Linked DNA regions of Homo sapiens: region 2 is linked to region 1. A link is an interaction called in ENCODE POLR2A ChIA-PET data of the cell type or tissue named here. Cell type or tissue: PC-3. All regions are shown on one strand. Each heading gives the region's core, and the rest is flanking DNA. Links, peaks and the distances in the headings are about the cores only.

What was found. Peaks named below come from ENCODE experiments on the same cell type or tissue, not always from the same donor. Only the 100,000 strongest peaks of a DNase experiment are listed, where the experiment ranks them.
Region 2: POLR2A ChIA-PET joins it to region 1 with 5 read pairs; 4 of 35 experiments call an interaction of 5 or more read pairs at or near these places.

Annotation. Positions count from the first base shown.
Region 1 is chr3:197,419,982-197,424,377 of GRCh38, forward strand. LOC105374308 (a long non-coding RNA gene) reads right to left here. Exons shown (of 5, transcript NR_189108.1): 4 at 999-1,097. Among named protein-coding and RNA genes, the nearest start is that of LINC02012, 87 kb to the right of the region's middle. In PC-3, for the core only: no CTCF peak of the experiment used is centred there; a DNase peak (open chromatin) is centred at 2,120; H3K27ac peaks cover 1,436 bases.
Region 2 is chr3:197,261,392-197,265,787 of GRCh38, forward strand. All of the region lies in intron 4 of DLG1 (discs large MAGUK scaffold protein 1), which reads right to left. Among named protein-coding and RNA genes, the nearest start is that of MIR4797, 30 kb to the right of the region's middle. In PC-3, for the core only: no CTCF peak of the experiment used is centred there; no DNase peak of the experiment used is centred there.

The sequences.
Region 1 (4,396 bases), core at 162-4,161:
GTGTGGCTTGGAGTCAGTTCCTCTCCTTTTCTGGGCTTCAGTTTCCCCTTCTCTAGAAGAAGAATAGACTAGGTGGCCTCTCAAAGTCTTTACAGCTCTGATATTTTGTAATTTTATGTATCTAATGCTATAATTCCAAAGTATTAAAGAAAAGGGCAGTGCCCCATGGTTTGAGGGGCAGAGACTATAGCACAGATTGCACCAAACCCTGAATTTACCCAGCAGCCTTTGGCCCTGGAGGACCTAAGTGAGTTTCAGCCTGAAAACACTCAGTGTTTCCAATGCCAGACCCCAGCTGCACAAAATAGGAAAAATCTTGTTAGGAAATGACCACAGTCCCCTAGAGCTGTGGAAAACATTGCCTCAGACAAAAAGGACTTTTCCATTGGGAAAAAAAAATCAGCAGTATTGTGTCTGCTGATGCTGTCTGCCCAGGCGGTTCTCATCGAGTCCTGCCTACTCAGGTCCCTGGCTCTGGGGCAGTTCTTTTCCACTTCATGTTGGTCCTAATGGTAAATGCAGGTTGTTCTCCTCTTCTGGCCCCAACTGTCCCAGGAATCAGACTTGGAAGTCATTTTAAAATTCATCTTTGGACTGTCTGACTTTTCAATACTTCCTCCAGAGGCAAAAATCACAAAATGCTTTCACCGCAATGGGTCTCAGAAGTTATCTCGTGATACCTATTTAATCCCCTGTCTGTGGAGGAACATGACGTCCCAGGTAGGGAAGTGCATTGCTCAAGGTCACATAGAGAGGTCAGGGGACCTGGTCCTGAGCCCAGTTCAGGGTTCTTTCCATTTCCAAGCTGTCTCTAGCCACAGGGCCAATTCTCTTCTACCTTCCCACAGCAGATGTTTCCCAACCAACCAACTAGCCAACCAGCTAACCAACCTGCAAGTATTTCCTATAAGCCTTGGACTGTGCATTCTCTGATGCTCTGCTGTAAACGATTATTTTTTTACTGTTCCAAAATGCAGCAGTAAAGAGTAAGCACTCACCTTTGGGGGCAGAGCAGAACTGGCCTGCTTCTTTGAGTCCTGCTTCGATTTCTGGAGCTTAAACATAGTGTCCCATCATTCCTTGAAGACATGCAGCTGCTAAGAAAGAGTTGCATATTTGTAAGTGGGGGCCAGTGAGAGATGTCTGGTCAGACCCCAGTTCTGGGGCGGGGTGGCTTTGGTCTGAGTGGTGGTCAGACCTATGCAGGAAGCCGCACCAGGCAGAGAGGAGGCCTCGGCCCGCCCAGGTTCCCACCCAGGTGTCCACCCTGGTGCAGTCCCCTCTGTCTGCCACCACGAGGACCTCTTCCTGAGGTTCCAAAGTTGAGCCGAGTGTAGTCCTTGCCCAGTCGATGCTTTCTGGGCTCACTCTCTCAAAAAGGAAGTAGCCCCTTTTATTCTTAGACCACCACAGATGCAGACAAAGCCCGGATTTTAAAGAGGAAATTTCTACTAAAATAAAATAGAAAATAAACAAAACCTAGATAAGATTATATTTATAGACTATAATTTTCTAAATAAAATGTAAAATGCACATTTATGGTAGAAAACGTGGAAATATATGTTTTAAGAATTCATAAGCCCACCCATCGCCTAGCCCAGTGCCGCCTCTGACACGGTAGCAAGTAAGCATGCGCTGCTCCCGAGCATTGGAAATGCGGCTGATCTGAACGGAGATGCACTGTAAGTATAAAATATACACCGGAGTGGAAGATTTAGTTCAAAAAATGTAAAATATCTCATTAATACTTTCAAAAATACTCATTACATGCCTGAGATGATAACATTCTGGATATATTGGACAATACATAATTTTTTTTTTTTTTTAGAGTCCAGTGGCATGATCTTGGCTCACTGCAACATCTGCCTCCCAGGTTCAAGCAATTCTCCTACCTCAGACTCCCGAGTAGCTGGGATTACAGGCATCCGCCACCACACCCAGCTAATTTTTGTATCTTTAGTAGAGACAGGGTTTCGCCACGTTGGTCACGCGGTCTCAAACTCCTGACCTCAGATGATTCACCCGTCCTCGGCCTCCCAAAGTGCTGGGATTACAGGTGTGAGTCACTGCACCCATCCAGCCAACAAATATATTATTAAAATTAATTTGACCTGTTCCTTTTTACTGTTTTCAGAAGCTACTAAAAACCGTAAAATCATATATATGACTCACATCACATGTCTGTTGGACGGCCCTGACCAAGAGAAACCACGGATAACATTCTGGCGCACCTGCTCCATTGTGGGGTGTATGTATTTGACGAGTCTGGCTCCTGGTCAAACACCTATGTGTGATTTTTCAGGTCTGACTGCAAGCAATGGCAGAGGCTTGACCTGGCAGCCCTCCTGGGGAAGCTCCCCTCCCCACACCAGACCTGGTGCCCAGCCAGCACACAGGAGGCTCTGAGGGGAGTTAAGGACTCAGCCCTGCTATGCTATGCTCTTCACATATTTGCATTCCTAGCCCAGTGTCTTCATTCCTAAATCTCTTTCTCTGAGGCCTTCGGCTGAGGTTTTTTTTCAGGTGCCTCTTCCGAGGCCTCTTTACCAGGGGGAGGAGGGCGAACCCTGAAGACATGCTTCCCCACTCTGAATCAGCACCCAGGATTTTTCCACTCTACCCCACACCCCGACCCCAGGGTCCATAAAACTGCTGGAGCCTTTGGTTGGGGGCTCCCTCAACAGTGCAATGTCCGCCACATCTGCACGGATCCACCTGACCCTTGAACGGTGCACTGTTTCATGGGGAAAATGAAACAGGAGAGCCAGCGGCTTCTCTGGCTTTAGCCTCCTGTTTATATTAACACTGTTATAGCAAGTGATTAAAGGCTGCACTGTTACTTTTTTTTTTTTGGCTCATTCTTGCTGTGATGGGCTACTCTGACACCTGACAGCTCAGCTCTCTCTCCCAGCTTAGCAGAACTCCCAACAGTATTTTTTAAATTTTTTTGGGGGGGCTGGACAGAGTCTCACTCTGTTGCCCAGGCTTGAGGGCAATAGCGCAATCTTGGCTCACTGCAACCTCCACCTCCCAGGTTCAAGTGATTCTCCTGTGTCCGCCTCCTGAGTAGCTGGGATTACAGGCACCTGCCACCACGCCCAGCTAATTTTTGTAATTTTAGTAGAGATGGAATTTTGCCATATTGGCCAGGCTGGTCTTGAACTCCTGACCTCAAGTGATCCGCCTGCCTCAGCCTCCCAAAGTGCTGGGATTACAGGCATGAGCCACAGCGCCCAGCCCTCCCAACAGTATTTTTAAAAACAAAACAGTAATCATATTGAAATACAATTATATCTGTATCAGTCAGGATCCCAACAGGAGACAAATGGCACTGTCAAGTTAGGGTAACTCAGGGAGGTTTTATTTATAAAAAGCTAACTAATAATAAACTTAAGGTTGGAGTGTAGGAGAACGAAAAAAATAGCTCAGAACCTCAGGGCTGGCGGCGGCAGACCTATGACCATCCCTAAGTCCTAAGGGACCCGAGGAGGGATGGGCTCCCAGAACCAGGAAAGCGAGGCAGCTGTGCTTAGGACCCGAGGAGGGATGGGCTCCCAGAACCAGGAAAGAGAGGCAGCTGTGCTCAGGACCCGAGGAGGGATGGGCTCCCAGAACTAGGAAAGAGAGGCAGCTGTGCTCAGGACCCGAGGAGGGATGGGCTCCCAGAACCAGGAAAGAGAGGCAGCTGTGCGGAGCTGGGGGGCACTTAAAGGAAGAAAACGACCAGCCCAGGGCACGGGCATAGGAATGCAGCCAGGGAAATAAGCACCCTGGAGTCCCTTTTCTCCTTCCCCCTGATTTGCTAAGGCTCTTCATTGGCTGAATCCAGTCAGAAGCTGGAGGAGATGGAGTCCCTGTTGCCCTAGTCCTCTTTCAGTGCAGGAGGCAATGGAGGTGGCCGGAGATGGGAGTAGGAGGATGGGGTGAATCTATACAGGCAAAGAGCTGACTGTGACCAGCCTGGACAACACGTCGAAAACCCGTCTCTACTAAAAATACAAAAACTAGGCAGGTGTCGGGAGGCTGAGGCAGGAGAATCACTTGAACCCAGGAGGCGGAGGTTGCAGTGAGCCAAGATCGTGCCATGGCACTCCAGCTTGGGCGACAAGAGTGAAACCCCATCACAAAAATTAGCCAGGCATGGTGGCGCGCCTGTAATCCCAGCTACTTGGGACGATGGGGCAGGAGAATCACTTGAACCCAGGAGGTGGAGATTGCAGTGAGCCGAGATCGAGCCACTGCACTCCAGCCTGGGCGACAGAGCGACAGAGGGAGACTCCATCTCAAAAAACAAACAAACAAACAAAGAGCTGTCCGCACTTCTGCACTTTTTCCTTGCAGCATTGCCCTAAGTCGTAGCCTAATTGCCCTATTTCCTTGTTAATGTAACAAGTCT
Region 2 (4,396 bases), core at 99-4,098, 160 kb before region 1:
TAATTGCAGCACTGCACTCCAGCCTGGGCAACAGGGTGAGATCCTGTCTGTAAAAACCTTTAAAATCCAAGAAATTTTCTAACAAATTTTTAATGCATAATAAGGAAGAGTATTATCTGCAATTTTTGTCCACAAAGTTTCCTCACAGTTTACAGATATTATGAATGACCTCAAGTTCAAACAACTGAACTGTTCCTACTTGCCTCTTATACCCCATTCCTCCTCCTAACATTTCAAATACACATGGACTGCACTAACAACTTTCAGACTAAACCACATTTCACTGTTAAGCGTTATGAAAAGGAGTTAATACATAGATACCATTTGGTAGAACCTATCAAATAGTAAGCATTATCAATGTTGTTATTACTATTATTAGTATGTATCAAATTACAGCCTTTTATTTAAAGCCTAACAGGGTATACTTGAGACAGGCCCAATGGGACTTTACCTTACTTTATCTAATGGGGCTGTTGTGTGAGGATTAAATAATATACACAGGGCACTTAGAATAATGCTGACTTGTTAGGTCAATAGTGGCAATAAATAGTGCAACAGTGCTCAGTAAATGCCAGCTACAGCTATAGATCTATTGTGGTATAATATGAAATATATTCGGTCTTTGTTTCTGTCAGAGTGCCTAAAACTCTTGGAAATTCCTAAGTAATGGGAAGGTCTTCTTTTGTTCATGACAAGCCCTTTGGATCACAGCTAATGCTAATGAGGTAACTTAAAGTGAGACCCCTAGAAAGCCTCAGGATGAGGCTCATCACCAGAAAGACCACGGGATTAGAGGATTAGAGGGTTAGAGGGCTGGAACTTTCAGCTCCACCCACCAACCTCCAGGAAAGGGGCAGGGGTTGGGGGCTGGAGATCAAGCTCTATAAAAACTCTTAACAACATGTGATGTGCTTTTGGGTTGGCAAAGGCAAGCTGGGAAGGCTGAGGACTCCAACTCTACCAGGATAGAAGCTCCTGCACTTGGGACCCTTCCAGACCTTGCCCTATGTATCTCTTTTTCTGGCTGTTCATCTGTATCCTTTATAACATCTTTTATAATAAACTAGTAAACGCATTTCCCTGAGTTCTGTAAGCCATCCTAGCAAATTAACCAAACCCAAGGAAGGGGTTGTGTGAACCCCAATTTAAAACTAGTCAGTCAGAAGCATAGGTCACAATCTACTATTTCCATCTAAATGGGGGCAGTCTTGTGGGGCTGAGCCCCCAACCTGTGGGATCTGACACTATACTTCAGAGACTACTACTATCTCCAAGTAGACACTGCCAGAACTGTATTTACGTAGAGACTACTACTACCTCCAAGCAGATAGTGTCAGAATTGAATTATAGGACACCCAGTAGGTGTCCACTGGAAAAGCTTCACCAAAAACCTCCTCACACATCTAGTCAGCACAGAAGTGTGCTGTGTTGAGAGCAGAGGGAAAAAATGGTTTTTCTCCTCTCAGACCTAAATACATATGTATGTAGCTATGTAAATGTCATCATGGGCCAACACATCCCTTATCCCATGCAGGATATAGCCTGGAAATTACATGCTCTGTTGAGTACTCCCTTTTCCCCACCCCACCCCTGCAATTATCATTTGCTCCCAACATGAAAGAGTAAAGCTCATATAAGGCTCAAGGCTCATAACTCCCTAAATAAAGTTTATCATTTTTAAGCAGAATACTGAAAACAATGGAAGTGATATCTAAGTACTGACTAGGCATTGCATTTTGCGAAGAAAAATAAGGAGGTATGTAAAACCCTTTACCTGGTTGCTCTCTTAGTATTCTGAAGTTTCTCTTGTGAAATTTTTATCACATCTAGAGTAGTCTAGCCCAGAGAGGGCAGGCATCCCTAAGTTTGGCAGACTTCATAATAGAAAAGGCTGAAAATCACTACGGCAAGTTAGAAATATCATTCAGCCTGTGTAACTTAAGCAGTCATTTTCTTCGGGGGGGTGGGAGGAGGGTCTCAACTTCCTCTTTTGTAAAATAAAAAAACTCAATGACTCCTAAGAGTCCTTGAATTTATACCATGCCTATGTTTCAGTTTTTAAATCCGTTGGATTCTAAGGTCCAACAGGACAAGACTCAAGAATGTCTCATGAGGCTGGGCATGGTAGCTCACACCTGTAATCCCAGCACTTTGGGAGGCCAAGGTGGGAGAATCACTTGAGGTCCGGAGTTCGAGACCAGCCTGGCCAACATGGTGAAATCCCATCTCTACTACAAATACAAAAATTAGCCAGGCGTGGTGGCGCATGCCTGTAATCCCAGCTACTCGGGAGGCTGAGGTGGGAGAATCACTTGAACACAGGAGGTGGACACTGCAGTGAGCCGAGATCTCACCACTGCACTCCAGGCTGGGCGACAAAGTGGGACTCCATCTCAAAAGAAAAAGAAAAAAAAGAAAAGAAATGTCTCAAATACCTACCACTTTATCCCCATCATCTTGGGGGATAGCAGGGTGACCACAATGTTTGCTGAATTAATGAGTGGCCTTTCTAATATTTAAACTATAGGTGATTACAAAATTGAAAACAGCCTGAAACAATCCTGAAAATTAGACATTCCATTTTCCCAGTAAAAATAGAAGTTTGCCAACTCAATTACAAACCTGTAAGAATAAGATGAAATAGTCAAATATCCAAATTAATCAGTTAACATATAATTACTTAACAACACATTAAAATAGTATGTCTAATATATTATTCCAGTCACATTTCAAAGAACAAATTTTAGTTAAACTCCTCACATTCATCTCCGATGTCTAGGGTCATCATAACCACAACCACTTTTTAATGATCTAATCTCTGTGACCTCAAACATCAGTTTTATACGGTTTAAGTTGTTTGAGATATGGCCCTTTCTGAACTACAACGTCACTTGACCATTTATCCCTAATTACTACTACAGATTGGGTATCCCTAATCCAAAAATCCACAATCCAAATGCTCCAAAATCCAAAATCTTTTAAGTGCCAGCATAACACTCAAAGACAATACTCGTTGGAGCATTTCAGATTTTGTTATCTTTTGTTTTTTGAGATGGAGTTTCACTCTTGTTACCCAGGCTGGAGTCCAATGGCACAATCTCAACTTACTGCAACCTTTGCCTCCCAGGTTCAAGCGATGATTCTCCTGCCTCAGCCTCCCGAGTAGCTGGGATTACAGATGCCTGCCACCACGCCCAGCTAATTTTTGTATCTTTAGTAGAGACGGGGTTTTGACATGTTGGCCAGGCTGGTCTCAAACTCCTGACCTCAGGCGATCCACCTGCCTCGGCCTCCCAAAGTGCTGGGATTACAAGGGTGAGCCACTGTGCCTAGCCACGTTCCAGATTTTGAATTTTCAGATCAGGGATATTCAACCAACAAGTATAATGCAAATATCAAAATCCAAATAAATCCAAAATCCAAAACGCTTCTGGTCCCAAGTATTTTGGATAAGGAACACTCAACTTGTAGTGCTCATTCACAGAAGAGGAAGCCACTTTCCCCTGTACTGTAGGCGTGTATTTATAACCTTCATGATGTAACTAACCCCTTACTATATTATTTTTTAATATACCTAATAATCCTTCAAAAAAGCTTGCATAGATCTAATACTTACAGGTTTTAAGGCTGTACTCAGGGAATGATTATTCAATTTGTGTTAAATTCTACACTAACTGCATCTTCTGTAAGTATCTGTAAGTACCCAACTGGCACTGAGTAAGGTACATTTCAAGCCTATGTGTTCTCTTCAGATGGTCATTTGCTGTTAAAAGTAATTTAGAAATCACCCTGTAATATGAGCTACTTTAGAAGGACTTGAAATATAAGCCTTTTGGGATGGCAACACTTCACCTAATAGGCACATAAGATAATTAACAGTATTTTAGAATACCAATGGCTTTCCATAAACAAGCAATTGCTGCCAACCATAATGGAATAAAAAAAAAGACTGACTTTCAGACACTGGACCCTGTGAGAAGAGAAACTAATGAGGTGAGTCCTGTAAATGCCCAGAAAAAGTTTCCTGGCTGTAGCAGAAGGGGGAAACTCAACGAAACCCAGCAGCCTTAAGTTGAGGAGAAAGCGTTGAGAATAAACAGAGCTAAAACTCACAGGTAAGAGTACCAGAAAGGAGAGAGCGGGACAGAAAAAGCTCCAGAGATCTGCAGAGTTCCCCTCGAGTCTTCAGATTAGTTTTGATCAGTACATGCATGTAAGGAAACTTCAAGGTGAGGAAAAAATCTTAGAAAGCAGCAAATGGAACAAAACCCAGAGCTCACGCAAGGCCAAGAATAATGAAAACTCATAATATACTGGGCAGTGGGGATAGCCTTCTACAACCAAATGTTGCTCAGTCCCACTGAAAAAGCTTAAAAGCAGCCAGGCGCGGTGGCTC